Linked DNA regions of Homo sapiens: regions 2, 3, 4 and 5 are each linked to region 1. The links are chromatin loops, found by intact Hi-C in ENCODE. Cell type or tissue: CD4-positive, alpha-beta T cell. All regions are shown on one strand. Region 1 overlaps NFATC3 (nuclear factor of activated T cells 3). Region 2 holds the start of NRN1L (neuritin 1 like). Region 3 overlaps NFATC3 (nuclear factor of activated T cells 3). Region 4 overlaps DUS2 (dihydrouridine synthase 2). Region 5 overlaps TSNAXIP1 (translin associated factor X interacting protein 1).

Evidence for each region. Hi-C counts contacts between places; a loop is a spot of excess contacts. Peaks named below come from ENCODE experiments on the same cell type or tissue, not always from the same donor. Only the 100,000 strongest peaks of a DNase experiment are listed, where the experiment ranks them.
Region 2: it touches region 1 in a loop (10-fold over the local background); 14 of 110 quality-filtered maps call a loop at or near these places.
Region 3: a loop joins it to region 1, with 2.3 times the contacts of the local background. A loop is called at or near these places in 4 of 110 quality-filtered maps.
Region 4: it touches region 1 in a loop (8-fold over the local background); 9 of 110 quality-filtered maps call a loop at or near these places.
Region 5: it touches region 1 in a loop (18-fold over the local background); 25 of 110 quality-filtered maps call a loop at or near these places.

Annotation. Positions count from the first base shown.
Region 1 is chr16:68,227,914-68,231,913 of GRCh38, forward strand. It overlaps NFATC3 (nuclear factor of activated T cells 3), which reads left to right. Exons shown (of 10, transcript NM_173165.3): 10 at 1-1,346. ESRP2 (epithelial splicing regulatory protein 2) reads right to left here. Exons shown (of 15, transcript NM_024939.3): 10 at 3,889-4,000; 11 at 3,569-3,781; 12 at 3,265-3,463; 13 at 2,928-3,114; 14 at 2,476-2,641; 15 at 1,120-2,402. The coding sequence ends at 2,313. Among named protein-coding and RNA genes, the nearest start is that of MIR6773, 3.6 kb to the right of the region's middle. In CD4-positive, alpha-beta T cell, CTCF peaks have their summits at 1,659 (motif pointing left) and 1,862; a DNase peak (open chromatin) is centred at 1,648; H3K27ac peaks cover 1,281 bases.
Region 2 is chr16:67,882,205-67,886,204 of GRCh38, forward strand. It overlaps EDC4 (enhancer of mRNA decapping 4), which reads left to right. Exons shown (of 29, transcript NM_014329.5): 24 at 8-123; 25 at 225-390; 26 at 475-661; 27 at 754-973; 28 at 1,364-1,527; 29 at 1,752-2,295. The coding sequence ends at 1,944. NRN1L (neuritin 1 like) reads left to right here and starts at 2,681. Exons shown (of 3, transcript NM_198443.2): 1 at 2,681-2,778; 2 at 3,518-3,650; 3 at 3,770-4,000. The coding sequence starts at 2,700. RefSeq lists enhancers at 1,773-1,952, 2,258-2,767, 2,768-3,275. In CD4-positive, alpha-beta T cell, CTCF peaks have their summits at 1,698 (motif pointing right) and 1,900; a DNase peak (open chromatin) is centred at 1,717.
Region 3 is chr16:68,175,202-68,179,201 of GRCh38, forward strand. The region is part of intron 6 of NFATC3 (nuclear factor of activated T cells 3); the gene reads left to right. Among named protein-coding and RNA genes, the nearest start is that of MIR6773, 56 kb to the right of the region's middle. In CD4-positive, alpha-beta T cell, no CTCF peak of the experiment used is centred here; no DNase peak of the experiment used is centred here.
Region 4 is chr16:68,039,056-68,043,055 of GRCh38, forward strand. The region is part of intron 3 of DUS2 (dihydrouridine synthase 2); the gene reads left to right. Among named protein-coding and RNA genes, the nearest start is that of DUS2, 18 kb to the left of the region's middle. In CD4-positive, alpha-beta T cell, CTCF peaks have their summits at 1,686 (motif pointing left) and 1,897; a DNase peak (open chromatin) is centred at 1,686.
Region 5 is chr16:67,814,386-67,818,385 of GRCh38, forward strand. It overlaps TSNAXIP1 (translin associated factor X interacting protein 1), which reads left to right. Exons shown (of 16, transcript NM_001288990.3): 2 at 1-16. Among named protein-coding and RNA genes, the nearest start is that of TSNAXIP1, 9.5 kb to the left of the region's middle. RefSeq lists a silencer at 2,733-2,915. In CD4-positive, alpha-beta T cell, CTCF peaks have their summits at 2,334 (motif pointing right) and 2,539; a DNase peak (open chromatin) is centred at 2,366.

The sequences.
Region 1 (4,000 bases):
CTTCCATTGATTCAGGAAGCAGATTTTTTGAGTGCCTATATGTGAGACAGTGTGCTGGTTGAAGGCCTGATGCTGTTATTCCAGGAGACTGCAGGCCCTTGATGCCAGGACTCTCTCTACTAAGGCCAGTTCAGGTCTGGGAAAGGGAGCTGGCCTATTGCCCACCACCTGTTGTCAGTAGGTTAGGAGCTGTTGACTCAGGATGAGGAAGTATGGTCTTTAAAAAAAACAAAATATATTTTAGATTTCTCCCCTAAAGTTAGTTAGAGAAAAAGGTCTATTCTTCAGCAGATCACTGTGGCCCCTCTTGGAGCTGGGTGTTTTCAAATTTTCTTGAAAAGTGAGTTGTGTCACAGAATGTGGATAGTGAGATTTGCTTCTGGGCCTGTGGTTGGACGCCCACAGCTTCCTTTGGAGGGGCAAGAAGTTGGCCTCTCGGTTGACATTCCAGAGAAATGGCCAGACTTGCCCCTACCCTTTTGCCCCTGGTGTAGCTGCCTCACATGAGGTTATTGCAAGAGTTCCCCTTGCAATACCCTTTGTGCCCTCAAGAATTAAAAGCCTCTATGATCCAGAGTTGCTATGCACCAAATTTTGATGCCTTCTAAATACCTTGATGCCTGTAGCACTAGAAATGCTTTCCTATTTAAAATAAACATTAAATTTTAAAATAGAGCTTTGTATACTATGTAAGCAGTTTTATATCAGCTTTGTAAAAGCTTTGGTGTTAAGAGTCAATATTTTTTGGCTTTGTAGATAAAGACTTAAATTTTTGTGCAACATAGTGGTGTTAAAGCACACATCCATTGGACTATGCAAATCAATTTCTACTAGCAGCACTGAGCAACTGGGCACGTGCTAGTACGCACCCCCTCCTACTCTAACTGTGCTAGCTCTTGGGTTGAGGAATGGAATGGGTAGCCTTCTGCTTACTGGAGATGCACAGAGAAACATGGCTGAAAACAGCTTTAAAAAGAACATGTCTTTGGGTTCATGTGTGGTGCTGCTGCCCGGGTGTAAACTATCCCCACCCAGGGCCAGCCATTATCACCAGACCTCTTCTGGGCCTGGCTGTGAAGCCCTGTTTTTGGTATTCAGAATGGATCTTTAAGGCTCAGATGGGCTCAAATTGAAACCTTGTGTTTTATAAAATGGATGTTTAGTAAAGGAACTGGTTCTCAGTTATGTTTACAGCACTTGGAATTGTGTGTTCTTGTACATTTTGTATTTTAAAACCTTTTATGGGAGTGCAGTGCTCCTTACACAAATACAAAGGGAAGAAGAGCCAGCAGTTGAGGCTCCTCAGTTTTAGTGCTGAAATAATAAACAGTGACAGGTCAACAGTATCCTTAATCTGTCTGAGTGTTCCTCCGCCTGGGGTTGGTGTGGAGCCCCTCACTTTGGGGCAAAGTTAAGGGTCCTGTGTCTTTTAAAAAGTCCATTTGGTCAATAACTTTTCATTTAAGGAAGAGAAGATCGAGTTCCAAATTGCTTCCGAGGCTTCAGTTCTGTACCATTTAATGCGTGCAAAGGACATTCCATGGTGTCTGCTGGGTTCAGGGCAACTGGCTTTCCCAAGGCATACAAGAAAAGTTGGCAGAAAGTCCTCCCCTTTAAAATTCAAGCCTGAAGGTTTTGTGTGGGGGCCTACTGCCCCCTAATGTCTTCTGGTGATACTGCAGCACAGTCCATCAAAATAGTTTGTGGTTTTGCCATCTGTTACTCCTTATGCCCACCTGGAGAGGGGCTAGCATCTTTAGGTGGGACCACCCCTGGCACAACATGGTCTCTGAGGTCCAGATACTCTGAGGGTAGGGGCTGGCTCTCTCTGCCTCCCTATCCCCTACAAGAGGGACAGGGAGAGGTAGAACATTGGGATCTTTACTCAGAGGCTCAGATGGACCCTTGATTCTCCCAGGAGTCATACATTGAAGGTACCAGAGCTTCCATTTTATAAAAGAAAGCAAGCCTGCCGTGGACCTGTCAGCCCCACGATATCTGTCGGCATGGGCCACAGCCAGGACAGACTTAAGGGCTCTCCAGGTGCCAGTCAAGATGCCTGGCTCAGGCCATCAGGAGCTGGTTAGCCCCATTCCACCCCCAGCCCTGCATGCAGGGTCCAGCCATTGTCTTTGGGGGAAACAGGCAGAATAAGTGGAGGATGGAGCTGGGGCTTGGGCTCCTCTAGGTACCTTCTGAGAGCTTTGACAAGCCAGAAAGAAGCTACCAGGTTGAGGGTGCTGGTCTTCTGGACTCAGGAGAGACATGTTCGCCGAGGATATCAGCTGGCTCTTACCTCCTGGCTTTCTCTCCTACAAACACACCCATTCCTTGGGGGCTTGTAACACAGTGCGAGGTGGGTCACCAACAGGCATCAGACTGGTGTAGTCATCAGCGGGTAGCTACAGAAGGGACACAGATTTAGGGCAGAGAGCTCAGCCAGACCCGCCAGGCCCTCCGGCCACACAATCTCACCTGGTAGGCCTGGAAGACGCTGAGCAGATCCTTCATACCAGCCGTGTATGGGACACCCTGCATGCGGACCAAGGCTCCTGACTGGGACAACACTGAGGTGGGAGCAGAGGCCAGGGCAGCAGTGGGTGTAGTGAGGTAGCCCACAGTGGTGGGGGAGACTGGGGGGCTAGGGTGGGAGAGACAAGGTTTAGTCATGCATGCCACCTGTGGCCTAGACCGAGACCTGTTTCCCTCCTCCCTTGTTTCTGCCTTGTGCTTAATTCAGTTCCTCCCTGAAGCCCCAGCCTCTACAGAGTCATTTTCGATCTGTTTTGTAGATGGCATTAGCCAGCTGCCACCTTACTCCCTTGTCATCTCAAGGGAGGAGTTATCTGGTCCAGAAAGGGGATCGTGACCTTTCCCCAGATTGGGACAGGGAGTGGGACTGTGATATTCTCTTAGCTGCAGGGTACCTTGGGTAGTAGGCTGTGTAGTTCAGGTAGAGTTGAGTGGCTGGCCCTGGATAGTAGGCAACAGGGGTGGGGGCAGCAGGCACCCTGGCAGCTGGGAGCAGTGCTGAAGAGGGGTATAGAGCTGCCGTCTCCGTGGGAATGAGCGTTGGGGTGGCTTGGAAGGTGGTGTAGGTAGGTGGTGAGAGGCCTAGAGACGGAAGTAGAAAGTGCATGTGCACGGAGCCCAGCACTGCCCTGGGTGGGGTAGCCAGAAAGGAGTCCCCGCTATAGAAGGTAGGGGCTTACAACAGCCTGGCTACCACAGGCCTCCTCCTCCCCTAGCCCCTAGGGCACTCACAGGGCAGCTTGCAGGGTGGAGGGGACATGCCACTGCGGCCCAAGGTGCCCCCCATCAGCACTCGGCTCATCTCCTCTGTGGAACAGGGGACCACCTCCACGTAGCGCTCCTTCATCACCTTCTTATGGCAACGCTGAGCAGCAGCTAGGGCTCGCTCTGCTGATGTCATCTGAATGAAGGCATCGCCCGATGGCCGGCCCTGTGCACACCATCTTGTGAGCAGTTTGTCATGTGTAAGAGTGCCTTACCCCTAACACACACCCCTTCCTATTTATGTGTTCCCCCTACCAAGCAGTGGCTTCACCTGCTGGTTGAGCACCATGTGTACACCGTGGGGCCGAATGTCAGCTGCTGCCTCCCCCAGAAAGCTCAGGATGTCTTCAATGGTGGCCGTGTAGGGCAGGCCTCGGAGGCGTACACAGTCCCTCCCAGTCCCAGGTGCCAGTGGGAAGGGGATGGGCAGCAGTGGGGCAGTCAGTGTAGGAAGGAGTGGGCCGGATGCATAGCGGTTCAAGACCTAGTAAGGAAGGCAGCAACAGGCTGGTCATGCCAAGTAGGGCAGGGACACAGAGGGCCGCCCTGGAGTAACAGTACATCTGGGGGTGGGGAGCCCTGGGCGCTCACCTGCTGCACTTCGGCTGCAGTGCTCCGGAAGAGTTCAATGTATCGCTTACCCAGCATGCCCTTGTGCCTGCGCAGTGCAGCCTGTGCCAGCTCCTCACAAGCAAAGAGGGCG
Region 2 (4,000 bases), 350 kb before region 1:
CTCCCAGGTGTCTCAAGGAGTCTGGAGCCTATGGCAGGCCAACTGAGCAACTCAGTGGCTACCAAGCTCACAGCTGTGGAGGGCAGCATGAAAGAGAACATCTCCAAGCTGCTCAAGTCCAAGGTGCTATAGGGCCCAAGATGTGGGTGGAGGTGGTGGTTCCTGGGCCTAGTCAGGCCAGGCTGGGCTCAGGCTTTCAACTTGGCCCCTCCCTCTAACCCCAGAACTTGACTGATGCCATCGCCCGAGCAGCTGCAGACACATTACAAGGGCCGATGCAGGCTGCCTACCGGGAAGCCTTCCAGAGTGTGGTGCTGCCGGCCTTTGAGAAGAGCTGCCAGGCCATGTTCCAGCAAATCAATGATAGCTTCCGGCTGGGGACACAGGAATGTGAGTGGGGTCATATGGCCCAAGGTGGGAGGGGTTATCCTCTTTCCTACTGTTCCTCTTATAGTCCCTGTGGTCACCCCTCAGACTTGCAGCAGCTAGAAAGCCACATGAAGAGCCGGAAGGCACGGGAACAGGAGGCCAGGGAGCCTGTGCTAGCCCAGCTGCGGGGCCTGGTCAGCACACTGCAGAGTGCCACTGAGCAGATGGCAGCCACCGTGGCCGGCAGTGTTCGTGCTGAGGTGCAGCACCAGCTGCATGTGGCTGTGGGCAGGTGTGTGGGCAGAGTACTGGGCAAGGTGGTGGGCTTGAGAAAGGCCAGACTAGGCTCCCTGTCCACTTCACCTCACTCACTTCCCTTTGCAGCCTGCAGGAGTCCATTTTAGCACAGGTACAGCGCATCGTTAAGGGTGAGGTGAGTGTGGCGCTCAAGGAGCAGCAGGCCGCCGTCACCTCCAGCATCATGCAGGCCATGCGCTCAGCTGCTGGCACACCTGTCCCCTCTGCCCACCTTGACTGCCAGGCCCAGCAAGCCCATATCCTGCAGCTGCTGCAGCAGGGCCACCTCAATCAGGCCTTCCAGCAGGTACGATAGGCATTAGGCCCTGCTAAGGGTCACGTGTCTCTTGACAAGGCCCACATACCATACATTCTACTCCACCCACCACCTTTGCACCTTCTGGCCCCAGCAGACTGTTCTTGGTTCCCTTTGGCCTCCAGGCCATTGTCCCTGCTGCTTCCTCTTCCTGGACCCCTTTCTTCCCACCTAGCCCACCTTGCTTTACAACTACCCTTCTCAGGAACCCATTTCCCAATCCCCTAGGGTAACTACACAGCCCTACAGGCTCTCTCTGAGTCCCTCTGGAGCTCTCACTAGCCCACCCTGTGGTCATCCTCCCCCAGGCCACACAGTTCAGACAAGCAGACATTCCATCCTGATATTTGCTATAAACACTGCTGCTTTTTTCTCCTCCAGGCGCTGACAGCTGCTGACCTGAACCTGGTGCTGTATGTGTGTGAAACTGTGGACCCAGCCCAGGTTTTTGGGCAGCCACCCTGCCCGCTCTCCCAGCCTGTGCTCCTTTCCCTCATCCAGCAGCTGGCATCTGACCTTGGCACTCGAACTGACCTCAAGCTCAGGTAAGTGGGGACAGCCAGGGATGGGGAGATGAGCTGGGGAGTGGGGCAGTGGGAGGGAGCAGTTTGAAGCTGACGCCCACTTCTGCCTGAATCCTCTCCCTAATTTTCTCCACCAGTCCTTTCTGCCTTCACCCAGAGGGTTCCCTCTGGGCCTCGGTGCCACCAGGGGGCGCTCCCGTCTGCTGGCACCCACCTGTAGCCTGTCCTTTCCCCCCCATCCCCAGCTACCTGGAAGAGGCCGTGATGCACCTGGACCACAGTGACCCCATCACTCGGGACCACATGGGCTCCGTTATGGCCCAGGTGCGCCAAAAGCTTTTTCAGTTCCTGCAGGCTGAGCCACACAACTCACTTGGCAAAGCAGCTCGGCGTCTCAGCCTCATGCTGCATGGCCTCGTGACCCCCAGCCTCCCTTAGCTGCTAAGCCTGCCTTGCCCAGGGGTGGGATGGCACTGAAGGCCAGCAGACAGGCCTAGGCTGGGGCAGGGTCACGGCTGGCCTTTACCTGCTCAGGCCCCCATCTCTGGGGTGTTTGGGGGTCAGGGAGCAGGGAGCACTGGCCGTGGTCTACAGCGTGTGGTAGTCAGAAGGTTTAGCTGGGCCCAGGGCAGGTATTGCGCCTGCTTGGGTTCTGCCATGCCTGGAGCATGACCCTGAGATCGTGACACCACTTGAGTGGAATTTTCCATGTTCCTTTTTACCTCTAATTTGGATCTTTTTGTTTTTGAAAAACATTGAGAAATTCAATTAAATGCTTTTGGAATAAAATGGAGTATGTGTGTGCTTTTGGTTTGTCTTTGGTGTGACTCTCATAACTGCCGTCTGTTCGTTCTCTGCCCATCTCTTGCCCGTGGAGCTCTGTCGAGGCCAACCCAGCCAAGGGGCCGGGTTACCCACTCATCTGCTCCAACTGCCTTCCCAGATCTCCCTTCTCCCTCCTTCTATGGAGTGAGGGTCCAGGGGCCTGCCCAGCACCAGCCTGTGCTCCTGCGAATTTCTGCTCTCTGAGGTCTCCTCGCTCCTTTTCCCATCTGGGTGTTGGAGGCGGAGCCGCCGGCTGGGTTCGGAGCCCCACCCCCAGCTCCCATCCAATCACCGTCCCTCCCTCCGGGGGCTGGGCGGACGGGCTGCACTCCAAGCAGCTAGCTCCTGCACTAGGCTCTCAGCCAGGGATGATGCGCTGCTGCCGCCGCCGCTGCTGCTGCCGGCAACCACCCCATGCCCTGAGGCCGTTGCTGTTGCTGCCCCTCGGTGAGTGCGGGCATCCGGGGCCCGGGCCACACCCCCTTCTCGCCCAGCCAAGCCAGGCTGGGCATAGGGTGTGTGGGAACGCTGGGTGCCAGGGTGGAGAAGAGTTGTAAGGGCTCCAGGAAGGTGTGCTGGTGACTTCAGGACAGAAAGTGAGAGGCACAAACAGCCCCAGTTATGGGAGAAGGACTCCAAAATTTGCATCCCCTCTTATGATAAAGGGAGACATGCCAATGGCAGGACTTATAGACCAGTCGTAGGATCCCTAAGTCCTCTCTGAGGGTCTGGCCTGGATCCCAATACCTCTGCATCCTGCCTTGTCTCTCCAAAAATATTTATCTTTAGAGAGAGTTCGGAGGGCCAAGCAAAGCTTGTCTAAACCGCAGAGAGATGCACCTGCTCCTGGTCCGGGGCCTCTGGACCTCCCTCCCCTCCACCCTGTCCTGACTCCTTTACATGGACCCTTGTCACCCCACCTGCGGCCCCAGAAGCTCAAAGGAAGAGCTGACCTGGGGTACACAACACCCCCTTCCCCTGTACAAATCCCAGTCTGGGTCCTACCTTGAAGGGGGCCTGGGTAGGTAATCCCCAGACTTGCCCTTTAGTTCCCTGGGGCACCCTTTTTCCGCTGAGTCACATCCCCAGAGTGCTCCCAGGTAAACAAGCCCCTGGGGGCTGGGGGATGAGCCTGGCTCATCCTATCTACCATTCCTTCCCCACCCCACCCCCGCCCCACTTCTAGTCCTTTTACCTCCCCTGGCAGCAGCTGCAGCGGGCCCAAACCGATGTGACACCATATACCAGGGCTTCGCCGAGTGTCTCATCCGCTTGGGGGACAGCATGGGCCGCGGAGGCGAGCTGGAGACCATCTGCAGGTACCGGCGGGTGTGAGGCAGTGGCCCAACCTGTGCCACCATTGGGGACTGAACCTTTTATTTCCCAAGCTAAAGTCTCCTTGCCTCACCTAATCCCCCTAATCCCACTCCCTTAACAGGTCTTGGAATGACTTCCATGCCTGTGCCTCTCAGGTCCTGTCAGGCTGTCCGGAGGAGGCAGCTGCAGTGTGGGAATCACTACAGCAAGAAGCTCGCCAGGCCCCCCGTCCGAATAACTTGCACACTCTGTGCGGTGCCCCGGTGCATGTTCGGGAGCGCGGCACAGGCTCCGAAACCAACCAGGAGACGCTGCGGGCTACAGCGCCTGCACTCCCCATGGCCCCTGCGCC
Region 3 (4,000 bases), 53 kb before region 1:
AAAATGTCCAGTATAGGCAATCCAGAAACCAAAAGTAGATTAGTGCTTACCAGTGGTTGGAGGAAGTTGTCAGTAGTGAGTGACTGCTGATGGGAACTGGGTTTCCTTTTGGAGTGATGGAAATCTTCTGGAATTAGATAGTGGTGATGGTTGTACTGCTCTGTGAATATCCCCCAACCCTCTGAGTAGTATACTTTAAAAGGATGGATTTTATAGTATGTGAATTATACCTCAATTATTTTTAAAGTAGAAGAATTCAGTGTTTATCAGGGTGTTTGATTTTATTCCTTCTTGTGCATATTTAAAACACTTTTACATCAGTTGTTTCCTCTCAGTTTTAAAAATGTTTAAAACTTATGAAAGACTTTTTTTTTTTGAGACAGTGACTTGTTCTGTTGGCTAGGCTGGAGTGCAATGGCACAATCTTGGCTCACTGCAACCTCCGCCTCCTAGGTTAAAGCGATTCTCCTGCCTCAGCCTCCCGAGTAGCTGGGATTACCGGCACACGCCACCACACCTGGCTAATTTTTGTATTTTTGGTAGACACGGGATTTTGCCACCTTGGCTAGGCTGGTTCTTAAACTCTTGACCTCAAGTGATCTGCCCACCTCAGCCTCCCAAAGTGCTAGGATCTACGCGCCAGTCATGAAAGACTGTTTTTATAAGAATAATATAATATAACAAATACTTAAACCTACTACCAAGTTTAAGAAATACATTTACCTTTGAAAGCCCCTGGGTCCCCCTTCTCAAATGGAACCATCATCTGAATTGACCCTTGCTTTTCTTTTTTTTGAGACGGAGCCTCGCTCTGTTACCCCGGCTGGAGTGCGGTGGCACTATCTCAGCTCACTGCAACCTCCACCTCCGTGTTCAAGCAATTCTCCTGCCTCAGCCTCCCGAGTAGCTGGGATTACAGGCGCCCACCACCATGCCCAGCTAAGTTTTGGATTTTTAGTAGAAATGGGGTTTCACCATATTGGCCAGGCTGGTCTCTAACTCCTGACCTCACGATCCACCCGTCTCGGCCTCCCAAAGTGCTGGAATTAGAGGCGTGAGCTACCGCACCCGGCTGTAACCCTTGCTTTTCAACCATATAAAACTATTTATAATTGCCAAAAAATGGAAACAACCTAAATGCTCAACATCTTTTTTTTTTTTTTCTGTTTTTGGACTTTGTACGATATTGCCTCTATTCTTTGAAAAATTGTATTTTCAGAGGTCTTAATGTTTTAAGACTGATCCATGTAACTGAAGACCTTTCACTACTATAAAGTTTTTCGTTGTATGAATGTACCACAATTTATTATCCTTTCTCTTACTGGATATTTCGATATTGTCCAGTTTTTGGCACTGCTGTACCTGGTAGGCATAGGCAAGAATATTAAAATTCTTAAATTTTTTTAATCCACTAGAGGTGAAATGGTATTTTGAAATTTGGGTTTGAATTTCCCTGATAGCTGTTGAGGTTGTTATGGACCATTAATATTTCATTTACTATGCAATAACTGTGTCTTTGCCTGTTTTCTCCATTGGATCATTTTTCATTTTCTTAGTGACTTAAGGAATTCTTTATATATTCCGGATATCAGAGTGATTTGGGGGAAGTGCTTCTTCTTTTTCCATTCATTAACAGTATCTGTTGAGTACTCTCATGTTCCCTTGCACATGTGACAGAGCTCACCTCCAAAACCTTCTGGACAGGGGACTGTCTTTGTGGGGAGCCATTAACTTGTGATATATTTCTATTTGTGGTTGTAGGACTAGTCAGATTTGTTTCTTCTTGAGTTTGTTCTGGTCATATATATTTTTCTTTCTTTCTTTTCTTTTCTTTTTTTTTTTTTTGTTTTTTTAATTTTGGGATGGAGTTTCGCTCTTGTTTCCCAGGCTGCATGCAATGCCGTGGTGTGGTCTTGGCTCACTGCAGCCTCTGCCTCCCGGGTTCAAGTGATTCTCCTGCCTCAGTCTCCCAAATAGCTGGGATTACAGGCACCTGCCTCCACGCCTGGCTAATTTTTGTATTTTTTTAAATAGAGATGGGGTTTCACCATGTTGGCCAGGCTGGTCTTGAACTCCTGATCTCAGGTGATCCGCCCGTCTTGGCCTCCCAAAGTCCTTGGATTACAGGCGTGAGCCTATGTGCCCGCCTGGTCATATATATTTTTCTAGGACTTTATTCCTTTCCCCTACATTTTCAAATCTATTGACATTAATTAACTCACAGTATTCTCTTTTTGCATCTGGAGTTATATCCCCCCACTCTTTTATTCCTGTTATTTATTTATGCCATTTCTGGATTTTTTACCAGTCTTTCCATAGTTCTTGGCTTTATCAAACCTTTCAGTGTGCCTTTCTGTTTCACTGATTTCTATATTTAACTTCTTTTTACTTTTTTTATTATGTTTTTTCTTAATTAAAATTTTAATGTTTTCATTCTTTTGTCTTTTTAAAACTTAAGTATTAAAGGCTATACGGTGCCCCCATCACCTCTCTTTTATAATTTCTCTATCTTTTTCTACTGGATCCTTCTTCTTGGAGTTTAATTATGTTTATGTCTTCTCATCCTAAATATTCCCTTTCTCTTAAATCTGTCATCCTCTTAAGCTTTTGTTTCATTTCTCTATCGCTTAGCATCCACCCTCTCAAAAAAGTAGTATCATATGCTTTCATTTCCTTACCTGCTACTCTTTAATCTTTTGTCTTTCACTTCATTGAAATCATAATCACCTAAAAATTTGACAGCCAGCTACTTACTCTCCTTCTTAACACTTTTCCCCCTTGGCTTTGTTGTTATCTGGTTCTCACACATCTTTATTCTTGTTTGTTTTTTTATACGAATTTTTCTGGCTCTTAAATATAGATGTTTTCTAAGGTTTTCTACTTATTTTTCTTCTCATTGTTTTCCTTCTTTTTGAGAAATTTTATTAGCTCCCAAATCTCTCTCTGTAGCAACATGTTTCTCTTAAACTTTAACCTGAAATTTAAAATACCCACTGGATATTGCTTCATAAATGTCTCACTGATACTTAAAATATGAAAACATATCTGACTTTACAAACTAGTTTTTCTCTCTGGGTTTCTTAACTTGATTAATAATATCAGCATCTTCTCTTTGAGCTGGAAGTATGTGGCTGTCTTATTCTCCTTTAAAATTAACTTCCCTTCAACCCTGACCCATACCCTGCCTGTCTTCAAAAAACATCAGTTCTGTTTCATAATTTATTAATTCATCAATTATTTATGTAGCAGTGCTATGTGATATAGACACTAGTCTAGGCATTGGGGACATAATGTTGAATACAACCTTCAGGTTGTGTGCTCTGATAGAGCTTACATTGTAGTGGGGGAAGCACCTATAAACAAATAAATGAACAAGATTATTCCAGATAAAATTGTATGAAGAGGGTATAGTGATAGAGACTGAATTGTGAACTGTTTGTATCAAGTCATCAAGAAAGGTCTTTCTGTAGGTGTCACATTTTAGGTGAATAAGGAGCAGGAGGAAGAGACGGTGTCTCAGAGCTGTCCCTTCCTTTCCACTGTAAAAATTCATCTGTGCATGAATACAATTAATAGGTATTATTGAATTCATTTATTTGGCCCAGAGCTTCACATTTAAGAGCTTTTGACTGAAGTTGAATCATGTTAAATGGTGGCAGTTACTGGTTTTAGAGGAGATTGCAGTTGTAAACATGTAACTCCCATTTTAAAAGCACCTTCAGTGATCCCCTTCATTTTCTAGGCTCCTTATTATGGCATTCAGGCCATAATCTGCTGCCAGTCTTTCCAACCCTCTTTCTTACTGCTCCTTGCCTCATACTTTATACAGCATCACAGCTGCTTGTTAAGTCTCTATATCTTAGGGGTTCATGTCATCTTGCCTGTGCTCATGCTGTCTCTTCTGTCTATAATTACCCTTTCCTCATATTATGAGTTCTGTCTCATGTTAAGTCTCAGTTCAAGAGCTCTTCCAGGAAGCCTTCCTTCTCTCACTACCCCT
Region 4 (4,000 bases), 190 kb before region 1:
AATGTACAAAAGAAAAAGAAAACCACTATATAGAGAGAATGGAAGACTTAAGAGGAGATTGGCGGAAAACAAACCCTTATGTACTGGGTATGTGTGTTGGCGCATAGGAATTAATGACAGAAGAGGTAAAAGAATGAGAAAAATAGGCAAATTAAAAAGAGTGTAGTGTCAGGGAAGGCAAAAGTCAGGTTTGTTAACCATGTCAGGTAATGCAGAGAAATCCAGCTGCAAAAAGACCAAGCAGGTATTTGACTTGAAAATTAGGCTGGGCAGAGTGGCTCATGCCTGTGGGGGGCTAGGCAGGAGGATCGCTTGAGCCCAGGTATTCAAAACCAGCCTTGGCAACATAGCGAGACCCTGTTTCTATTTTTTTTTTTCCTTGAGACAGAGTCTCGCTCTGTCGCCCAGGCTGGAGTGCAGTGGCGCGATCTTGGCTCACTGCAAGCTCTGCCTCCCAGGTTCACACCATTCTTCTGCCTCAGCCTCCCGAGTAGCTGGGACTACAGGCGTCCGCCACCACGCCTGGCTAATTTCTTTTTGTATTTTTAGTAGAGACGGGGTTTCACTGTGTTAGCCAGGATGGTCTCGATCTCCTGACCTCATGATCCTCACGTCTCCGCCTTCCAAAGTGCTGGGATTACAGGTGTGAGCCACCGTGCCTGGCCCCCTGTTTCTTGAAAAAAAGCAAGGAAGGGAGGAAGGAAGGAAGGAGGGAGGGAGGGAAAAGAAAATTAGACCCCTGGAGGACAGCTCTAGCACATAGACATGAACACTCACGGAGTTAATGGCTTGAGGAATGAATAGCAGATGAGGGAATAGAAATAGGGCTGCCAACTACCCCTTCAGTTAAGGGAGGTACAGGCAGGTAGCCTGAGGTGGAGGAAGCAGGGTGAAGGGAGTTGTTTCTAGATGACTTGCATGTTTGTAGTATAAGAGGAAGGAAGGCATTAGAAGGAGGCCTGAAGATTCATTTGGGGGATTTGGCGTGATGGGTAAGGTCAGGGCTTGAAGAGGACAGGAATCTTTTTTTTTCTTTTTTTTTTTTTAAGACAGTGTCTCACTCTGCCTTCCGAGGCTGGAGTGCAGTGGCACAGTCTTGGCTCACTGCAACCTCTGCTTCCCAGGTTCAAGTGATTCTCCCAACTCAGCCTCCTGAGTAGCTGGGATCACAGGTGCCCGCCTCCATGTCCAGCTAATTTTTGTATTTAGTAGAGATGGGGTTTTGCCATGTTGGCCAGGCTGGTCTTGAACCCTTGACCTCAGGTAATCCACCTGCCTTGGCCTCCCAAAGTGCTGGGATTATAGGTGTGAGACACTGCACCCGGCCTTAGGATTGTTTTCAAGCCCTTTGGAAGTTTAGGGCCCACGATTTATGTGATTACTTCAGTATGTGACCCTCCTAATTGGGCAAGACTTGGTTTTCCTAGTAAATGTGCCCATTCCTTTCTTCCAGGGTCCTGCTCCTGTATGGAGCAGAGGAAATATGAATTAAAATCTGTTAGCATTGTTTGATGTGCTCTTCCCTGAGAGAGTCAGTATAACTTACAAATAAACAAAGGGGTATCTACCTAGGCAGAGACCTAAGCCTTCCACCCAGATCTGCCACCTATGGAGAGCAGACAGGCAGGCAGGTCAACCTAGGTTGTGTAGGTGGCTGGGACTGGGCCCCCGGGCATGGCTGAGTGTGGTGTCAGCGCCCCCTGGTGGATCCATGGTTGTTTTGCCAGTGAGCTTTGGAGTACCAGTTGCGTGGATGTTCTTACTGGGGGTGGCGGGGGGGAGTTGATGTGAGGTGGCCCATCTGTGGGATTAGATAATCAAATGACCTCACCCAGCTCACAGGACCTCGTGCATATCAAGCATGTAGGCACCTCCTTAAAAACCCCACAAAGTCGCCGAGCGTGGTGGCTCACGCCTGCAATCCCAGCACTTTGGGAGGCCAAGACAGGTGGATCACCTGAGGTCAGGAGTTCAAGACCAGCCTGAACAACATGGTGAAACCCCATCTCTACAAAAATACAAAAAATTAGCTGTACGCGGTGGTGCACACCTGTAGTCCCAGCTTCAGGCTGAGGCAGGAGAAACGCCTGAACCTGGGAGGCAGAGGTTGTAGTGAGCTGAGATTGTGCCACTGCACTCCAGCCTGGGCGACAGAACAAAACAAAACAAAACACAACCCACAAAGTCCTCAGCCTCTGGAGGATGAGCCAGTCTGTAAAAGGCAAGAGAGCCGTAGTCTTCCCACATCAGGGTCTGTCAGGAATTTTTGAGGAGTGATGACAGTTTTTGGGAGGTGCTGCAGAGGCCGCGTTCCTGTTTCTTTTTATAAGAATGGTGGGATTCTGGTGTTCCTGTCTGTGAAGAGACACTGACCTGTTAGACTTAAACTTCTTATTAAGTAGGATCAAGGGACAAGGCAATGTTCTTAAGAGACCCAGAGTCCTACAGCCCAGAGGCCCACAAATGATTGATTTAGGCCAAGCACAGTGGCTCATGCCTGTAATCCCAGCACTTTGGGAGGCCGAGGCAGGTGGATCACCTGAGGTCAGGAGTTCGAGACTAGCCTGGCCAGCATGGTGAAGCTCTGTCTCTACTAAAAATACAAATTTAGCTTAGCCTGGTGGTGCACACCTGTAATCCCAGCTACTTGGGAGGTTGAGACAAGAGAATCACTTGAACCCATGAGGCAGAGGTTGCAATGTGCCCAGTGCGCCATTGCACTCCAGCCTGGGTGACAAGAGCAAAACTCTGTGTCAAAAAAAAAAAAAAAAAAGAGAAATGAGTGATTTTTAAAAGTTTTTTTTTTCTTATTGTGACAAAAAACATACAAGATTTACTGTCTTAACCATTTGTAAGTGTACTGTTCAGTAGTGTTATGTATATTGACATTGTTGTGAAACAGACCTCCGGAACTTTTTCATCTTGTGAAACGGAAACCCTGCACCCATTAAACAGCAATTCCCCAGTTCCCCTTCTCCCAGCCACTGGTAACTACCATTCTACTTTCTATTTCTATGAATTTGACTACTTTAGATACCTTATATAAGTGGAATCATACAATATTTATTGTTTGTGACTGGCTTATTTCCCTTAGCATAATGTCATCAAGGCTTACCTATGTTATAGCATGTGACAAGATTTCCTTCTTTTTTAAGGCTGAATAATACTCTATTGTATGTATATATCACACTTGGTTTATCCATTCATCCGTTAATGGCCATTGGGTTGCTTCTATCTCTTTCAATTGTGAATAATGCTGCTGTGAACATGGGCGTGCAAATAATCTCTTTGAGACCCTGCTTTTAATTCTTTTGATTATATATCCGGAAGTGGGATTGCTAGATCATATGGTGGTTTTTAATTTTTTGAGGACCCTCCATTCTGTTTCCCATAACCATAATAGCTGCATCATTTTACAATCCCACTAACAGCACACAAAGCTTCCGGTTTCTCTACATCCTCAAAAATGCTTGTTTGATTGTTGTTTTTGAGACAGAGTCTTATCCTGTCACCCAGGCTGGAGTGCAGTGACCAGCCTGGAGCTCCTGGGCTCAAGGGATCCTCCTACTTCAGCCTCCTGAGTAGCTGGGACTACAGGCTTATGCCACCACACCTGGCTAATTTTATTTATTTATTTATTTTTATTTTTATTTTATTTTTATTTTTATTTTGAGACAGAGTCTCGCTCTATCGCCCAGACTGGAGTGCCATGGCGTGATCTCAGTTCACTGCAACCTGTGCTTCCTGGGTTCAAGCAATTCTTGTGCCTCAGCCTCCTGAGTAGCTGGGATTACAGGCATGCACCACTACACCTGGCTAATTTTTGTATTTTTGGTAGAGACGGGTTTTTCCATGTTGGCCAGACTGGTCTCGAACTCCTGGCCTCAGATGATCTGCCCGCCTCAGCCTCCCAAAGTGCTGGGATTACAGGCATGAGCCACCATGCCCAGCCACATCTGGCTAATTTTAAAATCTTTTGTAGAGACAGGATTTCGCTATG
Region 5 (4,000 bases), 410 kb before region 1:
GAAACGAAGGACGCTGGTTAGTGACAATGTTGTTTTGGAACCCCAAATGTCAGCCCCCAGACCCTATCCGTCTCCCTTCCTGCAACCCAAGAGTACCACCCACCTGAAACATGCCCACCTGAAACATGCCCACCAGAGTGGCTTCTTCTCAGTTAGAGAGTGTGGCTCAGAGAGGCCAGGCCCACCAGGCTTTGGGGAGAAGGGTGTACACTGGCTGCCTGCTCCTTATCTGAAAAGCCTTCCCGGATCTCCCTAGGCAGAGAGAGAACTCGCCTCTGCCCACAGACATCCCTCCCCAGCAGCTCAGCATTCTGCAGCGGCCCTTACCTCTCATCCCTCCCGCCAACACACCAGGCACTGTGCTACCTGCTGGGACGGTCACACCAGATCTGCCAAGGTCCTTCATGGCTGTGACTGTATCTTTCTATCTTTATGGCCCTAGAATCTAACAGGCTACCTGAATGTCTGCCAAATGTTGATAGCTCCATAATTGCTGAGTAGGTGTGTGAAGGCAGGAGGAAAGAGATGCGTCTCTACCATGTTCACTCCGGATCTCTCCGCCATTCCTCTTTTTTAAAGTTTGTATATAAAAATGAATGCTGTACCAAAGGTATCAGAAGAGAAATGAAATTTAAATTAAAAAAAAAAAGAGCCGGGCGCAGTGACTCATGCCTATAATCCCAGTACTCTGGGAGGCCGAGGCAGGCGGATCACCTGAAGTAAGGAGTTTGACCAGCTTGGCCAACATGGCGAAACCCCATATCTACTAAAAATATAAAAATTAGCCATGCATGGTGGTGCATCTGTAGTCCCAGCTACTCAGGAGGCTGAGGCACGAGAATTGCTTTAACCTGGGACGTGGAGGTTGCAGTGAGCCGAGATCACACCACTGCACTCCAGCCTGGACAACAGAGCAAGACTACATCTCAAAAAAAAAAAAAAAAAAAAAAAGAATGCCATCTTTTTTTTTGAGACAGGCTTTTGCCTGTCAGGGTGCAGTGGTGCAGTGGTGCAGTTATGGCTCGCTGCAGTCTCAAATGCCAGGGCTCAAGTGATCCTCCCACCTCACCCTCCCAAGTAGCTGGAACTATAGGCACATGCCACCATACCCAGCTAATTTTTTTGGCAGGGGGGGACAGAGTTTTGCTCTGACACTCTGGCTGGAGTGCAGTGGCACAAACACAGCTCACTGCAGACTCCACCTCCCATGCTGAACCAATCCTCCCACTCAGCCTCCTGAGTAGCTGAGACTACAGGAGTGCGCCACCACACCTGGCTATTTTTTGCATTTTTTGTAGAGGCAGAGTCTAACTACGTTGCCCAAGCTGGTCTTGAACTCCTGGGCTCAAGCTATCCTCCTTCCTTGGCCTCCCAAAGCACTAGGATTACAGGTGTGAGCCACCACACTGAGCTCAATACTGTTTTTTTTTTTGAGATGGGGTCTTGCTCTGTCACCCAGGAAGGAGCACAGTGGCGCGATCTCGGCTCACTGCAACCTCCGCCTCCTGGGTTCAAGTGATTATCCTACCTCAGCCTCCTGAGTAGCTGGGATTACAGGTGCACACCACCATGCCCGGCTAATTTTTTTTTTTTTTTTTTTTTTGAGACGGAATCTCGCTGTCGCCCAGGCTGGAGTGCAGTGACGCAATCTCGGCTCACTGCAAGCTCCACCTCCCAGGTTCACCCCATTCTCCTGCCTCAGCCGCCCCAGTAGCTGGGACAGACGCCCGCCAACACACCTGGCTAATTTTTTTTGTATTTTTAGTAGAGATGGGGTTTTACCGTGTTGGCCAGGATGGTCTCGATCTCCTGCCCTCGTGATCCGCCCGCCTCGGCCTCCCAAAGTGCTGGGATTACAGGCGTGAGCCACTGTACCTGGCCCCAATGCTGTCTTATTAAGTACTTTTGGGCTCTTGTTGATATGATCATAGGATTGTTATTAATCAGCAAATAGCCATTGTCCAAATCTCATAAAGGAAAAAACACATTTGAGTAAACTTACAACTCTGGCTCACAGTGGAACAGCATGGGCTGTATGGTGGTTTTCCTTCTGTGACCCTGACCCTCGTGGGGAATTTGGAAACACATGGGCCACACACTTTGTGGGGCTGGGGACTCCCAACACCCCTGCGGGAGTGACTCCAGGGAGGAGAAAGGAGGGGTCAGTATGGATTATTCGCAGAGACCAAGCGCAGCCCAAAAACCTGATGACTAGGGGAGAGCTCTGAGGCTCCCGGGCACCCTTCTCAGCTGCCACCTTCTGTGGGCCAGGCTTTTTCATTCTTTCTTTTGCGCGGCATCAACCACCAGGGGGCAGTGTTCCCTCCCGCCGTCCCTCCGGGGCCGCCTTCCCGTTTTTACCTACAGGGGGAAGCAGAGAGCACGGAGCGCCCGGGAGCACTGCGTTCCAGCCACCCGGGCGGAGATCCCTCAGCTGTTAATAACCTAGCCGAGACCCGGCCCTGGCAGCTGGTTCTCCAGCTTCCACTCGCCTCTGCAAGCAAAGGAGGGTAGCCACATTTTCTCCCGGTAGAAACAGTAGACAGAACACGAGGACTGGTCTTTTTTTTTTTTTTTAATATTAATTAATTTATTTTTTGAGACGGAGCCTCGCTCCTCGCCCAGGCTGGAGCGCAGTGGCACAGTCTTGGCTCACTGCAACCTCCACCTCCCAGGTTCAAGCGATTCTCCTGCCTCAGCCTCCCTAGTAGCTGGGACTACAGGCACGTGTCACCACACCTGGCTAATTTTTTGCGGTTTTTTTTTTGTTTTTTGTTTTTTTGAAACAGAGTCTTGCTTTGTCGCCCAGGCTGGAGTGCAGTGGCGCGATCTCGGCTCACTGCAAGTTCCGCCTCCCGGGTTCACGCCATTCTCCTGCCACAGTCTCCTGAGTAGCTGGGACTACAGGCGCCCGCCACCGCGCCCGGCTATTTTTTTTTTTTTTTTGTATTTTTAGTAGAGACGGGGTTTCACCGTGGTCTCGATCTCCTAACCTCGTGATCCACCCGCCTCGGCCTCCCAAAGTGCTGGGATTACAGGCGTGAGCCACCGCGCCCGGCCATTTTTTGCGTTTTTAGTAGAGACGAGGGTTTCACCGTGTTAGCCAGGATGGTCTCCGTCTCCTGACCTCGTGATTTGCCCGCCTTGGCCTCCCAAAGTGCTGGGATTACAAGCGTAAGCCACCGCGCCCGGCCAAGGACTGGTCTTTTACAAGTCTGAAAAACGGCCGGGCGCGGTGGCTCACGCCTGTAATCCCAGCACTTTGGGAGGCCGAAGTGGGTGGATCACCTGAGGTCAGGGGTTCAAGACCACCCTGGGCAACATGGTGAAACTCCGTTTCTACTAAAAATACAAAATTTGCCGGGTGTGGTGGTGCGTGCCTGCAGTCTCTTCGGGAGGCTGAGGCAGGAGAATTGCTTGAACTTGGGAGGTGGAGGTTGCAGTGAGCCAAGATAGTGCCACTGCGCTCCAGCCTGGGCAACAGAGTGAGGCTCCGTCTCAAAATAAATGAATAAATAAAAACAAATAATAAAAAATAGTCTGGGCCGGGCGCAGTGGCTCACACCTGTAATCCCAGCATTTTGGGAGGCTGAGGTGGGCAGATCACTAGGTCAGGAGTTCAAGACCAGCCTGGCCAACATGGTGAAACCCCATCTCTACTAAAAATACAAAAATTAGCTGGGCGTGGTGGCATGCGCCTGTAATTCCGGCTACTCGGGAGGCTGAGGCAGGACAATCACTTGAACCCAGGAGGTGGAGGCTGCAGTGAGCAGAGATTGTGCCACTGCACCCCAGCCTGGGCGACAGAGCGAGACTCAGTCTCAAAAAAATAAATAAATAAAATTCTGAAAAACAAGGCTGGCTCACACCTGTAATCCTAACACTTTGGGAGGCCAAAGAAGGAAGACTGCTTGAGACCAGGAGTTTGAGACCAGCCTGGCAACACAGGGAGATTTCATCTCTACAAAAAAGATTTTTTAAATTAACCAGGAATGGTGGT